6 separate regions of the Homo sapiens genome follow, and regions 1, 2, 4, 5 and 6 are each linked to region 3. A link is a contact called in ENCODE Hi-C or POLR2A ChIA-PET data. All regions are on one chromosome and are shown on one strand. Each heading gives the region's core, a stretch centred on a gene start or an enhancer-like site at or near the end of the contact. The rest is flanking DNA. Distances are from core to core; before and after follow the strand shown.

Region 1 (3,667 bases), core at 309-2,808, 160 kb before region 3:
TTCAAATCAAACCTGACCAGATTACTGATTTCTTGTTGCTTCAGGTTTCAGCATGGCTCAAGGCACTGCTGATTCACTGTCACCAGTGAGAACAGGCTAGGTCCACACCAGTCGTGTAATTTTCCATAGGCCTGTGTGCCCTTACCCAAAAATAAGACTCTCGGCTTAGGTATTTGAAGTTCCTCTGTTGCCCCTTTTTCAGTGTGAGAATTGTGTGTGCTGTGGAAAACATCCAGGGATGTCTTCCTTTAAACAAGTTCATGGTTAAATGGCCACCCACTCACTCACTAATGCCTTACACAAAGCAAGATGCAAGTGTACCACATACTTTTAGGATATTTTTATATCTTAAAAAATGTATATTGGCCGGGCACAGTGGCTCACGCCTGTAATCCCAGCACTTTGCCGAGGAGGGCGGATCACAAGATCAAGAGATCGAGACCATCCTGGCCAACGTGGTGAAACCTCGTCTCTAAATACAAAAATTAGCTGGGCAAGGTAGCGCGCGCCTGTAGTTCCGGCTACTTGGGAGGCTGAGGCAGGAGAATCGCTTGAACCCGGGAGGCGGAGGTTGCAGTGAGCCGAGATCGCACCGCGCCACTGCACTCCAGCCTGGCGACAGAGCAAGACTCCGTCTCAAAAAAAAAAAAAAAGTATATTGCATATATGTATATATTTTGCACACCATATAATTATCACGACATCTTTATTGCTAGTTAGTAGGTTCCTTGACTGGGGTCATGTCATCTGTGCCTGACACAGGAGGTAATGTTTATTCAGAAATGAAGATGGCGGCTGGGCACGGTGGCTCACACCTGTAATACCAGCTCTTTGGGAGGCCGAAGCGGGCAGATCGCTTGAGGCTAGCAGGGTGAGACCCCATCTCTATCAAAAACACAAAAATAAGCCGGATGTGGTGGCACATGCCTGCAGTCTCAGCTACTCGGAGGCTAAGATGGGAGGATTGCTTGAGACCAGCAGGCAGAGGTTGCAGTGAGCCGAGATCGCGCCACTGCACTCCAGCGTGTGTGACAGAGGCCCTGTCTCAAAAACAACAAAAAAGAACATGGGAGAAGAGGCATTGATGAGGAAAAATCTACAAAGAAAGCAAATATCAATTTGTCAAGCTATTTGCAAACGTCTTCCCTTTCCTGTATTAATATTTTCCCTCTCCCCACTTTTGGCCCGAGGATCTGAGTCCTCGGGTCAGGCCGAAATCAGACCGCGTCCATACCCAGCCTCCTTCGAGGCCTAGCTGTAAAAACCGCTGAGCAAAAGGAATCCAGAATCAGCCCTCAAGCAACTCAAGACAAGTTAGCAATTTCCGCCGGGAAGCCGTGAACATCGGCAGCCACTGGCGTTTCCTCCGAGTCCTCGGAACTCCGGAAACTCTGGGAGCTTTTAGCCCGCCCACCAGGGGAAAGCGGCCCGGAGCCGGCGCCAGGTGGAGCCCATCCCCCTAGGCCTGGCGGGCCGCAGTACCGCCAGGGGCCTGCGGGAGGCGCACGCGGCGCGGCCTGAGGGGAGGGGGAGAACGGGCGGAGGCGGTGCGCTCGGCGCTTCCTGTTCCGGCGCCAGGAGGAGCCGCGCGCTGCTGGTGCTGTTGCCGCCGCTGCTCTAGCTGCCGTCAGTCAGGCTGCGCCCGCGTCTTCAGGGCCCAGTCCCTCGGACCCATCGCCGCTTCTAGACCCTACTGCGGTCTCGGATATTGCCGGGTGAGGCTGCTTCGGTACTAGTGGGAGTCGTGAAGGGGAATCGGGGAGCTGGGGTTGCGGAGCCCGCGGGCGCGGCCAAGCGGGAAGCGGGCGCGGTGACCGAGGTGCATCGAGTCACGTCCAGTGCTCGGGCCGTGGTCGCCTGCCTGGCACCAGGACTAAGCGTTTCTATCGGTCGCCTTCCTCCACGCTGCGGGCTGCCTGGGGATCGCCCCCCAGGGAGAAGGTGTCGGAGGCCGCTGACGTCGCGCCCGACGGGTTTCTGGGCGCCTGACGTCAGGTCTGGCTGCGGGGCGGGGCGGGCGCGGGCCGGCCCCTCCCCCACCCCTTCCCGGCGGGCGCGACCCGCTAGGAGGCCGGTTCGCTCCGGTTGATCCCGGACTCCCTTTGTTCGTGCGTCCCTAAACGGCTGCCGGCCTCGCGCCCCTTGGCCCCGATTTCCCCTCTACCCCCACCCTATTACACTCATTCATTAATTTTTAATAAAAAGGGAAAGGCCTGAAAAGATTCTTACAAGAGTCTCGGGCGCTTGTTAATCCGCAGTGTGACAACGTTCTGGTTATGACTTACTAGAGGAATTGCTCACGGATACATTAGATGAATACCCAGGGCAAACCACGAGAAGGGCAGAATTCAGTGATCTCCTTTTTTAGGACTGAGGAGCACATACCTGCGATAGCGTATGCATAGCTGGACCGTTTTCCTCTTTACCTTGAAAAGCAAGAGTACAGCTTTTAATAGGTAAAGATTCCAGTGTTAAAGCATGAAGCCAGGCTCACTCGACCGCAAGAATTTTTTTTAGTTTTACTACTAGAGAAATACACACCTGGGGGTTGTAAAGGTCTGTTTCGAAAAGGAACCCTCATTACAGGCAAAGGTAGCCTTCAGAAACATTTCATAAGTTCTTTGTTCACTGGTGTTCTTTGGGGGAAGAATAGAAATTTTTCATGCTGGCATCTCTGAGCCCACAATGCAAAGCGAGTTTGCTTCAGAAACTTGGAGTGAATTGCAAATATTGGAATGTTCTTTTCCTCACTCCAGGCGGAATGGGTAAAATCCATCCCCAGTCTCTTAACTGAAACTTTTGAAGCTAGTGTGTTTTGAATTCAAAAATACTTGGATTTTATCTTCATCTTTTTAGAAAGTCATGTTAGACGAGAGATAACACCCCCAGCAGAGTGGGGCACCCCATAATCCAACATTAATATTTGCAGCAATAGATGTGAACATTCATTCTAAGTGGGGGCGAATAGAAACTATAAATAGCTTCAGGTCACATTTTGCCACCATGTAAGTTTTGTGCCAAACTAGGGCAGATAAAGATTTATGGACCTAAAAGTAGGCATCATAAAAGCTAATATTTGTTGAGGTTTTGCTATATTCCAGGCAGCGACTAAGAGATTTGTTTATTAAAAGTTTTACAGCAAATCTATGATGTGGGTACGATTCCGATCTTCCTTTGCCTCAAGTTTGGAGAGTTGGACTTGTCAACTCTGGCCGAACCAACCAGTGAAGAGCTGCAGTTATAGCTAGATAATCATACTTTAACGTTTACTTTTTTACCTATAAGCTAGATGTCCACATACAAAGAAAAGAGAATTTGGTATTTGTTTTCCACCCAAGCACTATTTTTTTAGGCACTTGATTGGACAGAGTCCCATTTAGTTCCTCGCAACATTACTGGCCTGGTTTTTATTTGTTTTGTTTTTTAAACTGCGTGCTTTTTACAAATAGTATGGCCTGTTCTTTATAGTTCGGGTTCATTCAGATGAGCCGACTTTTAGTGAAATAATTCAAACCCTCGTCTAAGGTCACTCTGCTAAGACTTTAATACAACCCTTCCCTTTCTCGCTATATTCTAACCCATCTGAACTGCTTATACCTCCCCAGAGATTCTCCCAGTTTTTACACTAACTGCTCTTCTTTCCCTAGGGCCCATTTCACCGCCCTCT
Region 2 (3,451 bases), core at 885-3,384, 140 kb before region 3:
ACTGCTACGCATTTAGTGAGGGTCACATTATTAAACTTGGAGTTTACCATTTTCCCACAGGAGATTTCGCTGGCATTCCTTGGAACTCCCAATTTCAGTAGGGCAATGAATGAATGAATACTTTGCAGTGCTACTTTTGGAAGGAATTTCTGCTTTTTGCCTTATGATTGGACAAAATGCAGCTGTAAAATTTTAAATTGTTTTTGATATGTTATTCAATATCCCATGAAAGTATTCACCTAAAGTGGAGTTATGAAATGGATGGTGAAATAATAAGACCATTCTGGAGCAGGGCCAGTTTCTTTTTTTCCTGTTGTGAGATGACATTGCTCTGACAAACATGCTATCGTGGGTTACCTGACCCAGGCAAGTCCTTTTTTATCACCGTATTAATACTCTTAGCACCAATCCTTTTGCAACTGATCTCCAAAGCAAAATAGAATTCTAAATCTTAGCTCACTTATTTTAAATAAGGCATGCAATAGAATTCGAGTGCCAGGAGAGGATTTGGGTCATCTCATAGAGCTTATTCCTGTGGCTTTTACTTATTTTTGGGACAGTCTCACTCTGTCGCCCAGGCTGGAGTGCAGTGATGCAATCTCTGCTCACTGCAACCTCCGCCTCCCGAGTTCAAGCGATTCTCCTGCCTCAGCCTCCCAAGTGGTTGGAATTACAGGTGCACACCACCAGTCCTAGCTAGTTTTTGTATTTTTACTAGAAATGGGGTTTTGCCATGTTGACCAGGCTGGTCTCAAACTCCTGACCTCAGGTGATTCGCCTGCCTCAGCCTCCCAAAGTGCTGGGATTACAGGCTTGAGCCACCATGCCTGGCCCTCGTGGCACTTAAACTTTTTTCTCTCATTTGGGAAAATTGATTTTCCCAGTGCTGAGGAGAGGACCAAGTAGAGCTTATAACGCTTAGTCTCTCCCTGCTTTCCCTAGAGCAGTTCCACTCTGCACTTCGTGTATTTTCCTTACTGATAAGTTGCTTCAGGAAGGGGACAGATTTGCTGCTTTTAAATTTTAAAAAACTACCATTATAAATGACCATGTCTGCTACTTGAGGTTTATTTAGATCATAGTCAGAGGTTCCCAAGTGTAATAGAATTGGGTCATATGGGATTCTAAGCCATACTTAGTTTTACGTAAGAAAAGAGGAAATAGAACATTTTAAGTTTTGCTCTGATTATGTTTTATGTCAGAGCTTGTCGTTTTATTTAATGGTCATATAGTCTAGCTTTCCTTAAAGATACGTAGATTTAAAAGCCACTTTAGAGATAAGGAAACCAAGTTTAAAAGAGATACGCAGTGACTCATGCCTGTGTAATCCCAACACTTTGAAAGGCCAGGGCAGGAGGATCATTTGAAGCCAGGAGTTTGAGACCAGCCTGGACAACATAGCAAGACCCCATCTCCACAAGCCAAAATTGAAGAATTAGCCAGGTGTGGTGGCATGTGCCTCTAGTCCCAGCTACTCAGGAGGCCAAGGTGGCAGGATCACTTGAGCCCCGGAGTTAGAGGCTACACTGCACTCCAGCCTGGACGACAGAGCAAGATCCTGTTTAGAGGTTAAATTCCCAGAGTCATACCACATAAATAATGAACCAGTGCTTCTGTTATCAAGGCTTAGAGTTTATCCACTAGGTTCTATTTTTTTTGTTCAGGCATCTAGTACTGCAGTTCTTCCAAAACTATCTGGACAATCAAATCTATCTAAATTGAATGTTATGTAGCAGACCTCTCACACTTCATTTAGTGAGTTTCATCGGATATTCAGTTAAAAAAAAAAAAAAAAGCTAATGGTTATGTTTGAAATGCATGGTTTTGTGAATAATCACAGTTCTTCAAGTGCTAACCTAGAACTTGAGTTGTGTTTTCATAAAGGCAAATGTTCAAAGGTATAGCAGTTAAGAGTGGGTTTAAAATGTGAATGAGAGAATTAAGGTAGTGGATGATCAAACCACTAGTTCCAGGTCCAGCCTTTGCAGTTACCAGTCATTGGAGACATGGATATCCAGCTACCCTGCAGTGGCACACACTAGGCCAAGGCTGTCAGAGCAGCTGAGACAGAAGAGGTCTCTGTTAGCAGTGGATGGGCAGCCAAGATGTACAGGAACTGCACAGAGTGTGGAAGAGTCAGAGTGAGGTTCTGCCAAGCACGGCATGACAGTTCTTTTTTTAAACGTGCCAATGCAGGACATGCTAAGTTAAAATATCTTAACTGTTGCTTAGTTACTGCAACACACAAAAACCCCAAGTACTAAGCTTAATGAATCACCTGCGTCCTTTCTTGAATGCTCAAATCTACAAAAAGACTAAACTGCATGACTAACGATTAGGACTCTTACTTGGGCTTTTTATAGAAGTGGAATGAAGAGGACTTGTGCGAACTAGGAAAAGCAGCTTCCCAGCATAAGATTTCTCGTCTGAAAGGGGTAATAAGTCTCCACCTTCGATGCCTCTGTGATCAAATTCTAAAGGGCAGCCCTTCATGGTTCAGCGAGCAACACAATTGCTGGGGATTCACAGGGCAGAGTTGGTATTTTTATTTTTTACTTTTCTTTTTAAATCAGTGTTGGGTCACGAATTTGTTTTTTAGGGTTTTTATTTTAAGCTTTGAGCTCAGCTCTGGTGTGTGATTTACGGCAACTGATTAGCTTCCTGTGCTCACTTCCCTTACCTATAAACATAATAATGCTCAAAGTACCATGAGGGAAAAAACATTCTTCATTCCCTCTAGCTAGAGATCCACTAGGTATGTTAGCATACCCCAAACAATGCACATCTAATATAGTAGCTCTATATGAATATTCCTTTTTTAAAAATCAGATTATCACCCAGGCGTGGTGGCTCATGCCTATAATCCCAGCTACTTGGGAGGCTGAGGTGGGAGGATCACATGAGCCCAAGAAGCAGACGTAGCAGTGAGCCATGATGGCACCACGCCTGAGTGACAGAGTAAGACCCTGTCTCAAAAAAATAAAAATTAGGTGATCAACATTAAGGATTAAATGTTACACAATGTGATTAGCTCTTACCTCACATGCCGGGGGGAGCAGGGAGTACACAATGTGATCCTAATATTTATTAACCACCAACCTTGTGCTCTAAGCAAGTGGTTATATGTCCCAGTTGGATATATGGCCTGGAATCATTCTGGTTCCTGTTTGCCAGGTATAATTTTTTTTTTTTTTTTTTTTTTGAGACAGAGTTTTGCTTTTTCCCTCCAGGCTGAAATGCAATGGCATGATCTCGGCTCACTGCAACCTCCGCCTCCTGGGTTCAAGCGATTCTCCTGCCTCAGCCTCCCAAGTAGCTGGGATTACAAGTGCCCACCACCACACCCAGCTGGTTTTTGTATTTTTAGTAGAGACAGGGTTTCACCATGTTGGCCAGGCTGGTCTCGAACTCCTGACCTCAGGTGATCCACCCACCTTGGCCTCCCAAAGTG
Region 3 (3,480 bases), core at 150-2,649:
TTTCTGAAGCTATTTAACTACCCCATTCTCTTCACAAAGCAGAAAGGAAAATAACACTGACAGATGGTACCCAGTGCTACAAAAGACAACAATACTGTCTATTCTAAACAGATACAAAGTAGTGATTTCACGTTTTAAAAAAGACACCAAGAACAGTTTTCACCATTGCTTTTGACCAACTCCTTCTTATCTGCCCTTCAGATAAGGACCCCTTTTATCTGCCCTTCAGAGTGATACCCAAATTCCAGCTCATGGAAAGCCGGTAGTAATCTGGACTCCATCTTCCTCTGAAGCTTTATTTCCTAGTAGTTACTCTCCTGTTGGCCATGTTCTAACCACATTGAGCTTCTTTCTGTCTGCTTATGGACAAGTCAAGTTTCCATTCCCCATACCTTTCTCATGATGTTCATTCTACTTGAAGAGTCATTCCTCCCTCTTGTTGCCTTACACACACTTACTCTTTTTCAAGACTGAATCCGAATAATATCTTTTTGGGGAAAGTCTTACACAAAGAATCAACATTGACCTTTCCAATGTTTAAGAAATATGTTGTGCCTTTATTACCATTGGATTGTGCCATATTTCAGAGATTAAAGTTGGCCTGCTGGGCTTGAACACCATGACTTTTACAAAAATCCTGTGTTTAAATAAAATTCATATTGATGTAGGATTTTTTACTCCTTAGCTCAGCTAGATCCGAGTTATTGTCTCATGACCAGGAAAAATTAGGCACGGGAACATCAAAGAGTGAGTGGAATAGAATTTATTAAGCGAAAAGGAATGATCTCAGCAAAAAGAGCGGTCCTGAAAGCAGGTTGCTGGTTGTCTTCCTTCATAGTTGAACACAAGGGCTTCTATATCCGCTGATGGGGCTGGGTTCCCTATTTGCATAGGGCATCAATTCTTGGTTGGCTCCACCCCATCTTTCCAGTGCGCGTGCGGGTCCTTAGTCTGAGCCACTCCACATTGATTTATTTCCTTACTGCGCATGTGTTAAGGGACGGAATTTTTCATTGCGGGCATGTTTGGGCAAGCCTTCTGTGCACAATGAGCTTGGCGGGTCGGGGGTTCTCCAGGGACCCTCCCCTATCTGCCTAGGAGAGTTCTCTGCCTCCTGCCTCTATCAGTATTCTCATGTCAATGCCAGGCTGCAATCATTTTTTTCTTTATATGCTAAATATACAAGTAGAAAATTATAGAATCAATTTAACTGTAAACATGTAATGTCATTATGTACATGATCTTAAATTATCCTTTTGGAAGATAAGTCTTTTTCTTTTTTAGTAGAAATATTAGGTCCTCTGTTTTCATTGTTAACCACATCAGAATCTGTATTATTACTTTTTATTTTGGAAATCAATTGCAGTACAGCAGGCTTACCATATGGTGGCACCCAAAAGCCCAGAAACCAACATCATGCGGCCCAGTATTAGACATGTGTTCAAAAATGTAGGCAGTCAGCTTTCTAGTAGGTAGCAACAGGAAATAAAGCGTCGTAAGACAGTCATCTTAAGAGGGTGCTGGAAATGTTCTACATTTTTATCTGGGTGGTGATTACATAGGTGTATATGTAAAAATTCATAAAGCTGTATTTTTATTTGTTCATTTTATTATTTGTATGTTGCACAACAATAAAAAAATTTAGGCTGGGCACAGTGGTTCACTCCTGCAATCCCAGCACTTTGGGAGGCCGAAGCGGGCGGATCACTTGAGTCAGGAGTTTGAGACCAGCCTGGCCAACATGGTGAAACCCCGTCTCCACTAAAAATACAAAAATTAGCCGGACGTGGTGGCGCGTGCCTGTAATCCCAGCTAGTCAGTAGGCTGAGGCACTAGGATCGCTTGAACCCGGGAGGCAGAGGTTGCAGTGAGCCGAGATCATGCCATTGCAGTCCAGCCTGGGCGACAGAGCAAGACTCTGTCTCAAAAAAAAAAAAAAAAAAAAAAAAAAAAATTAAATGACTATAAATGAGAACCATTTTATATAAGCCATCTTAAATTTTTCCCTATTAATGAAAACAATAACAACAGATTTTAGAGAGTACTAAATATTAGCAATTTTCCTGCATAGTATGAAACTATTTTATGATAGTTATTTTATTATTTTATTTTTTCTTTTATTATTCCCATTTTACACATGATATAGTTATTTGGGCTCATTTCTATACATTTAAAACATTAAAAAATTGTCAGTTTAAGTTAAAACTGTACCATCAGCGCATAACAGTACAATGGATGAATAAATTATGGGCACAATCACATATTGGAACATTTTTATACAAAAGAAGAATTAAAGAACCACAGCTGCATGCATTGACATGGATAAACTGCCAGGCACGGTAGCCCATGCATGTAATCCCAACACTTTGGGTGGCTGAGGTGGGAGGATTGCTTGAGCCCAGGAGTTTAAGACCACCCTGGGCAACCTAGTGAGACCCTGTCTCTAAAAAAAAAAAAAAAAATTAGCCAGGTGTGGTGGCATGTGCCTGTGGTTCCAGCTACTCTGCAGGTTGAGATAGTAGGATCACTTGAGCCTGGGAGGTTGAGGCTGCAGTAAGCGGTAATCATACTGCAGTACTCCAGCCTGCGCAACAGAGTGAAACCACGTCTCAAAAAAAAAGGACACGTTTTATAAACACAGTGTTGGGTGAAAGAAACAAGTCACAAAGATCACTTACATAGAAACTTTTGTATAAAGTTCAAAAATAGTCAAAATGAACTATATTGTTTATGGATGCATATATAGGTGGCAAGCCTAAAGAAACACCAGACAGAATGATTATCATAAAAGTCAGGATAGTGGTTACCCCTTAAGGGGAAGGAGAATGATGCCATCCGAGGAGAGGAACACAGATGGCTTCTAAGGTACTCGCATAGTCCTTCTATTGCTATATTTCTGGCCTGGCGCGGTGGCTCATGCCTGTAATCCCAGTACTTTGGGAGGCCAAGGCAGGTGGATCACAAGGTCAGGAGTTCGAGAACAGCCTGGCCAATATGGTGAAACCCCGTCTCTACTAAATATACAAAAATTAGCTGGGCATGGTAGTACATGCCTGTAGTCCCAGCTACTTGGGAGGCTGAGGCAGAAGAATCGCTTGAACTGAGGAGGCGGAGGTTGCAGTGAGCCGAGATCATGCCACTGCACTCCAGCCTGGGTGACAGAGTGAGACTCTGTCTCAAAAAAAAAAAAATAAAAATAAAATAAAATAAAAATATACATATTTCTTAACTTGAGTGGTGGTTACACGGGGTCTTACTTTATAATTGCTCTTTAAGTATAAAAGAGGCAGATCTAAAAGTAAAATTCCAACAGTCAGGTATTTTGTAGTCTGGAAAGTCCGTGGTATTACCCTTTAGCCAACTAAAAATTGTCATAGGCCCTTAGAATTATGTGTAAGGTTGCCAGATTTAGCAAATAAAAATACAGAACTACAGTTAATAAATATTCAGGGTTGTGAGTTGAATGTTAACTTCAGATAA
Region 4 (3,513 bases), core at 893-3,392, 140 kb after region 3:
GCACACAAAGTGTTAGTTGAGCTGACTTTAAAGCTGGAATGCAAATAAAAGCCTTCTGTAATTACATTAGTTTCTTTTTAATGTCCCTCTCTATCAATAATAGCACCTAAAATAATATATGGGGGAAGAAGTCAAAGAGAACATATTGTGCAATGCACAATGGCGCACATATTGCTAAAGTTTAAATTTATTCATAGATACTGTGTAATGAGATCATTATGTGAGAATTTATTGGGTTTTTCAACACTTCCATTTCTTTCATTTAGGAATGGGGTTGAACGGATATGAAAATGTAGAAAATAGTTGGCACAGAGAGCACTAGGTGTGCCTCTTTTATTCATTTATATGTCATCCGTTCTTGAATTCTGGGTAGCTCTATTTGTAAGACTATACAGTATAATGATAGAAAGCTATTAAAAATGTCACAGTGCAGAAAGGGGGAAGATCTCTACAGATGATTAGGCTATAAATTGCCAAAGATCAGAAAGACCCTGATAAGATCTGTTTCAAAGGTTTTGTTTGGTTGGTTGGTTGGGTTTGTTTGGTTGGGTTTTTTTGTTGTTGTTGTTTTTGGAGACAGGGTCTTGCTGTGTTGCCCAGGCTAGAGTATAGCAGTGTGATCATAGCTTACTGTAACCTTAAACTCTTGGGCTCAATAGATCCTTCTGCCTCAACCACCCCATTAGCTGAGACTACAGGCACGTGCCGTCACACCTGGCTAATTAAAAAAAAATTTTTTTTAGAGATGAGGTCTTGCCGCGTTGCCCAGGCTTTCCTAGTTGAAGCATACATCTTGGACAGCTCAGTGTATTCATCCTCGTTTGCTCCACATTTACTGAGTGCCTGCCATATGGCAGCCTCTATGGTAACTGTTTTCAGATACCAGTTTTAATCACTAGGAATAAACTTGGTCCCAAACTCCTGGCCTCAAAGGGTCCTCCCACCTATGCCTCCCAAAGCACTGGGATTATAGGTGTGAGCCACCATGCCTGGCTCCTATTTCAGGGGTAACTTTTAAAAAACACTTTGTATGCTTTAAATGCAAAATTTCTCTTTATCTGGCTAGAAGATATCAATATCCATAATTCTTTTATCTGAGACTAGAATGTAGGATTTAAAAGTTGAAGGTGAAAGGTAAACTTGTTCCAGACGATCACTTTCATTCTTGGTGATTAAAACTGATAACCTGAAATCAGTTACCACAGAGGCTGCCATATGGCAGGTACCCAGTAAATGTGGAGCAAAGGAGGATGAATATACTGAGCTGTCTGAGATGTATGTGTTCAGCTGCTGTCCCAGTGAGCAAGAGTAGGTGAAACTTCACGTGCTTAGACCTGTAGGTACTATTGCCTCACTCCCACCAAACTGGGACTGCAGATCTTTAGTTTCTAGGTTTATTTTGCAGGAGTCCAGCCATCCCTAGAAAACACTCTTTCCTCAATCCAGGGTGTTTTGTGTAGCAGTGGGCTGTTTTATGTAAATTGTACATTGACAAGTTCATTAGGTTATCTAGTATTTCAGCCCCTCAGTTAACATTTCAGCTGAGACCGAGAGAGGAAGTGACTTGCCCAAGGTAAAATCACCATGTCTAGATAATCACTGATATGGCAGGGACTGGAACACTAGTCTCTGCATGTAATCATCTTTTTGTCTCGTTTCTGAAATAGCTCCCATCTCTACCCCTGGCCAAGGACCAAAACAAGGCACCATCTTTCTGAACTAGTTTAAAATGGTTTTAGAATTAATAAGGACTGTAGGGTCTATATTTAAGATGGTTACAGGAAATTCGACAGTTAAATGTTTCTACACATAGATTATTTAGAAAATCAAGACTAATAGATGGGCAAAGTACACAGGAAGCAAATGAAAAATTGTAAACATCTAAATATTCAGTATTCAGTGGTATGGGAATAGTTTAGGAAGCAATAATTTTCTTTTTTTTTTTTTTTTTTGAGACAAAGTCTCGCTCTGTTGCCCAGGTTGGAGGGCAGTGGTGTGTGCGATCTTGGCTGCAGCCTCTGCCCCTAGGTTAAAGCAATTCTTGTGCCTCAGCCTCTCGAGTAGCTGGGATTACAGGCACGCCCCACTACGCCCGGCTGATTTTTGTACTTTTAGTAAAGACAGGGTTTTCCCATGTTGGCCGGGCTGGTCTTCAACTCCTGTCCCCACGTGATACGCCTGCCTTGTCCTCCCAAAGTGCTGGGATTACAGACGTCAGTCACCATGCCCGGCCAGGAAGCAATAATTTTGATGGGCTGTTTGCAACTAATAAAATGCGAATTGTGATGATTTAGAAAGGGTGTTTAAAAATCTAGTAGGGATCTTGGAGGAGTTCTTTTTATACTTTCCTTTCTTCTGTACTATGCCTAATACTTAGTTGTTTTCAGGAAGTTCAGATTTTTTTTTAATTTAAAAGGTTAAAGTTTACCAAATGTTAACTGAAGTCAGTTTCTGAAGTTCTTCAGTCAAAACCAATTTATTTTCTGTAAAAAAAAAAAAAAAGTACTACACACCATATAAACTGGTAGCTGTTTGTTATTCTTGATATGTGCAGTAAAAACTATCATGAGAGAGTTGGTAAAGATTTAATGAACTGGTAGAACATGTTTTTCTTAGTTGCTAAGAACCATCTGAGCTTAAATTTAAAAACATTTTTTTCTAAAAACAAAATTGGTTTCTGAATCAAATGTGTATTTCTTTCCTATAGGGGCTTTGTTATGCACCTAAAGCCATATTGGAAGCTCCAGAAGAAAGAGCACCCCCCGGAAGTCAGCAGGGAAACGCAGAGAACTCCTATGAACCACCAAAAGGCTGTAAATGATGAAACATGCAAAGCTAGCCACATAACATCAAGTGTCTTTCCTTCAGCCTCTCTCGGTAAAGCATCATCTCGAAAGCCATTTGGGATCCTTTCTCCAAATGTTCTGTGCAGTATGAGTGGGAAGAGTCCTGTAGAGAGCAGCTTGAATGTTAAAACCAAAAAGAATGCACCATCTGCAACGATCCACCAGGGCGAAGAAGAAGGACCACTTGATATCTGGGCTGTTGTGAAACCTGGAAATACCAAGGAAAAAATTGCATTCTTTGCATCCCACCAGTGTAGTAACAGGATAGGATCTATGAAAATAAAAAGTTCCTGGGATATTGATGGGAGAGCTACTAAGAGAAGGAAAAAATCAGGGGATCTTAAAAAAGCCAAGGTACAGGTGGAAAGGATGAGGGAGGTTAACAGCAGGTGCTACCAACCTGAGCCTTTTGCATGTGGCATTGAGCACTGTTCTGTGCACTATGTGAGTGACAGTGGGGATGGAGTCTATGCTGGGAGGCCTCTGTCAGTTATACAGATGGTTGCCTTCTTGGAGCAAAGAGCCAGTGCTCTGCTAGCTAGCTGTTCAAAAAACTGCACAAACTCACCTGCAATTGTGAGGTTTTCTGGCCAATCCAGAGGTGTGCCTGCAGTGTCTGAGTCCTATTCTGCCCCAGGAGCTTGTGAAGAACCCACAGAAAGGGGAA
Region 5 (3,386 bases), core at 142-2,641, 190 kb before region 3:
CCAACATCACCACCCCACCGCCACCACCACTCATCTCTTTATACTGCTTAATGCCTGCTCCGTCTTCAGATGGCGTCTCAAGAAACACTTGTCCAAAGAAGCCTTCCCTGACTCCTTTAACTAGATGAGCTTCTCCTCATACATGTTTATCACTGCACATATTACTTGTTTCTAAATACACATTTATTTTTGTGATTAATTTGTGTTCAATGCCTGTCAATCCAAAAAGACCTTAAGCTCAAAGGAGGAAAAGACTGTGTCTGGTTCGCTCTATTCTATCTGTAGTCCCCAGCAAAAGAGACACACAAGTATTTTTTCAATGAATCAATCAACATAGAAGCGACAGTGGAAGCCGTGCAATCGAGCAGTAGTGCGTAAGAATGGGACTTGGAAAGATAAAAGGGACCAGAATAACCGTAGGAAAATATTATAGTTTAGGAATCAGAGGAAAAAATTGTTTTAAGCCGTCAAAAAGTTAAAAAAAAATAAGCAAAAAGGGAAATAGCATCACTAAAGGCATGGAAGGATATCATTCCAAACAGAACAGGCCACTGAATTTGACAAGTAGGCAGTAACTAGTGATCTGACAAAATTAATAATGTAAGATGCAGGGAAGGGGAAAATATATGGAGAGAAGCTCGCATCTTTCCAACTCCTCTGGAAGTACGATTATAACTTTGTCGATATACTACAACTACCATGACGGCCCGAATCAAACAATAATCTAAAGAAATATGTGTGCCATTTTAGATTTCAACATTATTCCTCTATCCGCATGAGTCATTTTTAGCTGACTGCACATATAAAGTTTAAGGATAAATGTTTTAACATTTGCACCTAAAACGTTGTTTCTCAAAGAACCTTACCTCCCAGAATCATCAAAACAGACCTCCGTGTGTCCCTCTGTATGCCCATATCTCATTGGCTTCCGTGTGGCAGGCATGTTTTCCTTTACCTATCTGAAAATGTTTTATAAAAGCCAGTCTTATTATTTCAAAAGAGAAAAGCAGCGAGGCTAGGGATAGGAAGAGAGCTTAGTCTCCTCTAGGGCCCGTTCTCCGCAGCCCGGTTTCCCCCACCCGAGTGACACCAGCGGGATAAGGCAGAGGGTCTGTCAGACAATAAGCCGGAAAGGGAACACGCATCTCCTTGGTGGACGCGGGCAGCCGGAGTGGGGACTCACCCGGGTGACCGAGCCTCCGCCACTGAGGATCCACAAGAGCTGCTTCCCGCGCTTCGGCTCGCTCACCACACTGCGCCTGCGCCGACCCGCCCACGCCCAGCGCAGGTCCCGACAGAGGTCGCCGGGTGGTGGCGTCAGCTGCGGCGCCCTCCGCGTGGAAATTAGCCGGTTGCCCGGGCAAATCAGGGAGGAAGGGAGGGAGCTGAACACGGAAGTGGTGGCGGCGCCCAGGGAACCGGCGGAGGCGATGACCGTGACGGCTGGGTTGGGACCGGAACGCCGAAGCGGGGTTGGGGGTGGCAGAAAAGCATCTGCTTTGTAAGACCTACACGAGGTGCAGGAGTGGTTGGGCCTCCCCTCTCCACTTAAGCAAGCGCCCAGACTGATGGCGATGGTGATGGCAGCAGTTACTCGCACAACCCCAGTTAAGCTGCGCTCCGGGAGGTGAGTGGGGGAAGGGTGGCCGCTGCCTGGCCTCGCAGGCCGGGGTCTTGTTCCTGCCCTCCAGGCTCTCCTCCCAGGAAACAATATCCGGATCCCTAAAAGGATCCGGTCTCTTTCTTGGGGCCCAGTTAGCAGACAGATCTTTGAGCATCTTCTCTGGAAAAGAAGGCGAGATCTTCTAGAGCCTCTAATCTTGGCATCCTTCGTGCCCTCACCTTGTCGCTTCTGTAGAGATAAAGAAGGAATGACTTAATTTCTGTTCCGGTTGGTTCTCTTGGTACCTGAAGGTATAATTAATTAATGCTCAATTAATGCTTATTCTTTGCGACTCTATATATCCGTTATGAAGAAAGTAACTTGTGTTCTCTATTCAGATCCCACCTAAAGTTTACTGAAGTGAATATTTATAACCAAAAGAAGAGTTATAACTTAGTAGCCTTGAGCACTTACATTTGATCCATGCAATATCTGCTAAAGTCTTGGCCACTAAGTTTAAGTTTATGCTTTTCTTGTATCTTCATTCTCCATATTGGTACAGCAGCCTGTGATGAAAACCTTCAGAATGATATTCTTTCATTTGTACTTATCTTTGAGAATTTTTCTGCGTTTTTGTGATACCTTCCAGTATCAATCACATTTATTTTATTACCTGAGACGTTTTTCTGTTGAAGAGGTTTCCCTATTGTTTTTTTCAATCTAGTTCCATTGTGAAAAGTTGCAAACACACAGGCAAACCGTCGTGTTCTTACCGTGGGTGGCATTGTGTGAGGCGTTGTTTTTAGTACTAGAGCTCCAGATAGCCTTGCTAGACGCTGAGGTTTGTATATGAATGAAGAGGAAGAATGATTGGCTTAAAAACAACTTGGGATTTGTGGAAAAATAACCCACTGTTGATCTCCCGAAAGAGCAGTGGTACCAGAGATGATGCTTTCTGAGTGACCTAATTTTTTTTTTTTGGAGATCATTTGTTTTTTGGATAGACTGGCTTATAAATTTTTTCGTTCAAGTAACAATATCATTGGCTAGAGTACATAGAGTTCAAGATGAACTCTCATAATATTCGTCTCTATGTTGAATAAAGCGTGGTGAGATTTCTGGTTAGTACTATTCAGAGCTCAGCATAAGAAGAATCTGCAAATTGGAACAAGTTATAGCTACAAAATGCCTTCACTATAATATCTGTAATACCCATGAGACTATGATTGATGTCCACACATCTGTCATTTTCTCTTATCAATCAAGCCATTTGATTCATAGGTTAAAGAACAATTTTCTTTGCAGATTTTGCATGTATGGTAAAAGCTTGAGCCTCCGAGTTTAACAGTCCTGGGTTTTAATTCTAACTGACACATTGTGTGACCTTGAATATGTTCCTTTACTGAAAATCGAATTCCTCATCTCTAAAATGGAGATGACACCTACCTCCGTCGCATTGTTAGAGTATATAGGAGATACTCATGGATGTATAAAAGTAATTGTTATTAATATCTCATGTTACTAAAGGGGTGCTTTGGGTGGGTATTTAGTGTTTTTTGTTTAAAGTGGGATTTGTTTAAATAATTATCCAGTAAATTTTTCAAATATTAAAAAATGTATTCTTGTTTTTGCTAGTATCATGTTTTCACAATTCCATTTGTTTCAGTCAAATGGCTACAAATTGTAATACCTTCAGTGAGTTTATGGTCTTGCTGAGGGAAATAGACATTCAAACAATATGATCAAGATGATAGTGCAGTAATGAAAGATGTGTAACTTAAAT
Region 6 (3,403 bases), core at 475-2,974, 190 kb after region 3:
ACTGTATACCACACACCGGATCTGAGGCCAGTATTTTCTAGAAACTTGGTAACTTCTCCTGCTTTACCTCTCCCACATGCACTCCTTTCCTACACTTTAAGAGGTTGTATCCTAAATTCAGTAAGTTAGCAATCCGTATATCTGCATACCACAGCACTGAATTCAACCAAATGTTGACTAGATCACCTCCACAAATTAAAAGACAAAACAAAACACTCACTCTTTCTGAAATTCTTCTTGCTTGCTCTTAAGTCGGCTTAACCTTTCCTTCTTGTCGATAAACCTGTAACAAAAAAATTCAATGTCTTATTTAAATGGTCATTTTTTCAGTTCAATGAGACTATGCAAATTCCCAAGAACCAATCATTCTGCAGAGTCATGTGAAAATGTCATTGTCCTGATAGTAAATACACGTCTTCTCAACGGGGTGCACACAACTGCTAACCATTTGGTTCTTTTAAAACTAAGCTCAAATCCTCAACTTTAAAATTATTTCCTGTGTTTATAAAATATGTCTATAGATATCTTCCGCCCAGATTAAATTATTTGTCAAAACAGGCACATCAGAACACTAAAGTGAATTTGAATTCAAGGAAATTGATGCTTTCACTAGAAAACAAATTTTAATTACTAATCTGGATTCAATCCTGCTCTCTCCTATAAACTGATTCCTTATAATAAATTTTTAAAAATTGTAGACTTTTTTTCACTAATTTTATTGCTAGTTATCATAGGCTAAAAAATTACTTGTAAAAGTTATCAAAAAGAAGAGGTATCACATTGCAGTAATTCTTTTTTTTTTTTTTTTTTTTTTGAGATGGAGTCTCATTCTGTCACCCAGGCTGGGGTGTAGTGGTGCGATCTTGGCTCACTGCAAGCTCCGCCTCCTGGGCTCACGCCATTCTCCCGCCTCAGCCTCCCAAGCAGCTGGGACTACAGGCGCCTGCCACCATGCCCAGCTAATTTTGTTTTTGTATTTTTAGTAGAGACGGGGTTTCACTGTGTTAGCAAGGATGGTCTCGATCTCCTGACCTGGTGGTCTGCCCGCCTCTGCCTCCCAAAGTGCTGGGCTTACAGGTGTGAGCCACCGCGCCCAGCATAGTTATTATTTTCTATTTGCCAGTTTTCTATCTTTATTTTCTTCTTGCCAACTTACTTGGGTTTTTTGTTTTTGTTTTTGTTTTCTTTTTGCAGTTTAAGGTGATAACTCAGGTCAATTTTAAACTTCTATTCCTTTTAAATATAATCACATGAAGTTTAAAATCTCCTTCTATGCACTGTTATAGCTATATCCTAAGATTTGATATTGTGTATTTTCATTATCATTTAGTTTGAAACTTTTAATCTTCCATAAGAATCCTTCTTTTACCCATCCATTATTTAGAAGCATATTGTTTAATTTTCAGATATACAGGCTTTTCTAGGTAGCTTACTGTTATTGTTTCTAATTTAATTCATTCTGATGTAGTTACAAAATATATTGTGTGATTTCGATCTTGTAACCTGAGACTGTCTTATGGCTTTGCATATGGTATGCCGTGGAGAAAGTTCCACGCGTACTTGAAATAACGTGTATTCTACAGCTGTTGGGCAGTGTTCTATAAATGTCTTCTAGATCTGTGCTGTTCAATGTGGTAGCCACCAGCCACACATGGCTACTGAGTGCCTAAGATGTGGCTTGCTGCTTAATAAGGGCATGGACAAAAAAAAAAAAATTGTATGACTAACATCATACAACTGACTGTGGAGTGAACGTGACCCACTGACCATTTTCAAGGGAACAGGGATAATGACTCATGCTGCAGTAACATGATGTGGTGTTCAAGAATAGGCTTTTGGCTATTTCCCAGCAAAAAGGAAAACAATTCAACAGGCCATAACAGACCTAAAAATATTCTGGACAAAGAAGTCTTTCTAAAATACTATTTCTGTAATCCCATGTTGGAAACATACCCCAAGATGTCTGCTTCTAAGAGGAATAAATAAAATGGTCTAATCATGACCCTAACAAATTTAATAGTCACTGAAAATGCACAATATACATTAAACAGAAAAAGCAAATAGGCAATATTATATGTGACAGAATTATATACTTATAATGTGACTATTTAAATTTAAATTAATTAAAATTATATTAAAAGTTCAGTTCCTCAGTTGTACTGCCATCCACATTCCAACAGCCACATATGACTTACCGGATGGTGTACATACAGAACATTCCCATCATTGTGGAAAGTTCTACTGAATAGCACTGTAATGTCCAGTAAGGTGGCAACAGCATGAACCAGTATTAGAAAACTCAGAAACCAATGTGGAATGTGGATGAACCCATAGATTCATCAGTCAGTCTATCAGGCATTTACTATGTACCTGCAACACAAAACAAGGCATCCTCCAGAATACTAAGAAATCTAATTATAAATTCTCCTGCAGTTGACTGTGAATTCTTGGACCTATCACTTGTTATATGCTTCTGTTTCCTTGTATCAAAAATGAGAGACTAATATAGTATTTACTTTTATATCAGTGAGACAACAGGGTGATTTATGTTCTGATAATTAGAAAATAATAAACTCACAAGTTAGCAATCTCAAACCATGCAAAGGACTGACAGGGAAAATCAAATCTTGACTTCAGAGGCCATAAAAGTTCTCCTTTGAGGTCTGTTGTAAAAATGCCACTTTGCTCTAAAACAAATTGGGAAGACAGACAACTGTGTCTAGCTTAATAGTGAGCTGGTTGATTTTCTTGGACTTTGTTAAAAACACAAAAGAAACAAACTCTTACAAATATACAGATGGCAGCAGGAATAACAAACAAAAGATAAGTCCTAGTGTATCAAATATTGAAAGGAATGGCAAAAACAGCAATTACTTTTGCACCAACCTAATACTTCATGAGTCACGTCCTCCTTCATGAAAGAAATCAAAAATAGGTGGTGTCAGTAAAGCAAAAGAGCAAATGATACCAAACCACATGCGTGGGTCAGGGCTGCAACTGCTCACTCAGTCACTCATCCAGGCTCTGCAGTCTCCATCCCACCACTCACAGAAGGAGATAAAAAATTCATTCCACAAGTCTGTGCTTTCTCAATACAGCTTCCAAGAGGTGAAAAATAGAGTATCACTATATTCAAACCAAATTTAATGATACATATTATATATATAGTTTTTAAAAGTGTGTGTAGGGGGATCCATATTTCACATATTGTTTTCCAAATTGCAGCTGTCACATAAAGTATCTTGGTCTCTTTTTCCATGCCAGAACATATTGATCTAATTCACTAATAGGTACACGGCATTTCACTGGATGGACACCATATAATTTATTTATATAAACCTCTACAGGTGAACACCATTCTTCCTTCCAAATTTTCACTATGATCAGTAACGATACAAGTGAA

What was found. Hi-C counts contacts between places; a loop is a spot of excess contacts on that map. ChIA-PET counts read pairs that join two places held with the same protein, here RNA polymerase II (POLR2A). Pooled maps may share reads with other maps.
Region 1: a map of naive thymus-derived CD4-positive, alpha-beta T cell shows a loop between it and region 3 (9-fold over the local background). The contact joins the promoter of MAPK1IP1L here to the enhancer-like site in region 3. A Hi-C loop is called at or near these places in 1 of 168 maps with a recorded cell type or tissue (naive thymus-derived CD4-positive, alpha-beta T cell) and 6 of 50 pooled maps. POLR2A ChIA-PET finds 5 or more read pairs at or near these places in 8 of 52 experiments (CD8-positive, alpha-beta T cell, GM12878, WTC11 and 4 more).
Region 2: a pooled map shows a loop between it and region 3 (2.1-fold over the local background). The contact joins two enhancer-like sites. A Hi-C loop is called at or near these places in 1 of 37 single-sample maps with no recorded cell type and 8 of 50 pooled maps. POLR2A ChIA-PET finds 5 or more read pairs at or near these places in 3 of 52 experiments (H1, MCF 10A and WTC11).
Region 4: a loop to region 3 is called in a map of heart right ventricle, with 9 times the contacts of the local background. The contact joins two enhancer-like sites. A Hi-C loop is called at or near these places in 51 of 168 maps with a recorded cell type or tissue (A673, B cell, CD4-positive, alpha-beta T cell and 32 more), 34 of 37 single-sample maps with no recorded cell type and 46 of 50 pooled maps. POLR2A ChIA-PET finds 5 or more read pairs at or near these places in 4 of 52 experiments (CD4-positive, alpha-beta memory T cell, Caco-2, H1 and 1 more).
Region 5: a pooled map shows a loop between it and region 3 (5-fold over the local background). The contact joins the promoter of SOCS4 here to the enhancer-like site in region 3. A Hi-C loop is called at or near these places in 5 of 50 pooled maps. POLR2A ChIA-PET finds 5 or more read pairs at or near these places in 2 of 52 experiments (activated CD4-positive, alpha-beta T cell and activated T-cell).
Region 6: a loop to region 3 is called in a pooled map, with 2.2 times the contacts of the local background. The contact joins two enhancer-like sites. A Hi-C loop is called at or near these places in 4 of 50 pooled maps. POLR2A ChIA-PET finds 5 or more read pairs at or near these places in 5 of 52 experiments (AG04449, H1, OCI-LY7 and 2 more).

The regions. Positions count from the first base shown.
Region 1 is chr14:55,050,089-55,053,755 of GRCh38, forward strand. MAPK1IP1L (mitogen-activated protein kinase 1 interacting protein 1 like) reads left to right here and starts at 1,559. Exons shown (of 4, transcript NM_144578.4): 1 at 1,559-1,715. RefSeq lists enhancers at 921-1,610, 1,150-1,349 and silencers at 1,380-1,619, 1,970-2,129.
Region 2 is chr14:55,069,902-55,073,352 of GRCh38, forward strand. It overlaps MAPK1IP1L (mitogen-activated protein kinase 1 interacting protein 1 like), which reads left to right. Exons shown (of 4, transcript NM_144578.4): 4 at 1-293. Among named protein-coding and RNA genes, the nearest start is that of MAPK1IP1L, 20 kb to the left of the region's middle. RefSeq lists an enhancer at 2,313-2,432. Within about 2 kb of position 2,135, at least 14 of the 41 ENCODE cell types and tissues checked have a DNase peak (open chromatin) inside an H3K27ac peak, as active enhancers do.
Region 3 is chr14:55,211,857-55,215,336 of GRCh38, forward strand. The region is part of intron 2 of LOC107984708 (a long non-coding RNA gene); the gene reads left to right. Among named protein-coding and RNA genes, the nearest start is that of DLGAP5, 22 kb to the left of the region's middle. Within about 2 kb of position 1,400, at least 2 of the 41 ENCODE cell types and tissues checked have a DNase peak (open chromatin) inside an H3K27ac peak, as active enhancers do.
Region 4 is chr14:55,347,674-55,351,186 of GRCh38, forward strand. FBXO34 (F-box protein 34) reads left to right here. Exons shown (of 2, transcript NM_017943.4): 2 at 2,708-3,513. The coding sequence starts at 2,718. Among named protein-coding and RNA genes, the nearest start is that of ATG14, 62 kb to the right of the region's middle. RefSeq lists a silencer at 1,939-1,988. Within about 2 kb of position 2,143, at least 2 of the 41 ENCODE cell types and tissues checked have a DNase peak (open chromatin) inside an H3K27ac peak, as active enhancers do.
Region 5 is chr14:55,025,845-55,029,230 of GRCh38, forward strand. It overlaps SOCS4 (suppressor of cytokine signaling 4), which reads left to right and starts at 1,392. Exons shown (of 3, transcript NM_199421.2): 1 at 1,392-1,627. WDHD1 (WD repeat and HMG-box DNA binding protein 1) reads right to left here and starts at 1,255. Exons shown (of 26, transcript NM_007086.4): 1 at 1,184-1,255; 2 at 867-959. The coding sequence starts at 943. RefSeq lists enhancers at 1,077-1,604, 1,605-2,131 and a silencer at 1,233-1,282.
Region 6 is chr14:55,397,152-55,400,554 of GRCh38, forward strand. It overlaps ATG14 (autophagy related 14), which reads right to left. Exons shown (of 10, transcript NM_014924.5): 2 at 221-283. It also overlaps a transcript of FBXO34 not described here. Among named protein-coding and RNA genes, the nearest start is that of ATG14, 13 kb to the right of the region's middle. Within about 2 kb of position 1,725, at least 5 of the 41 ENCODE cell types and tissues checked have a DNase peak (open chromatin) inside an H3K27ac peak, as active enhancers do.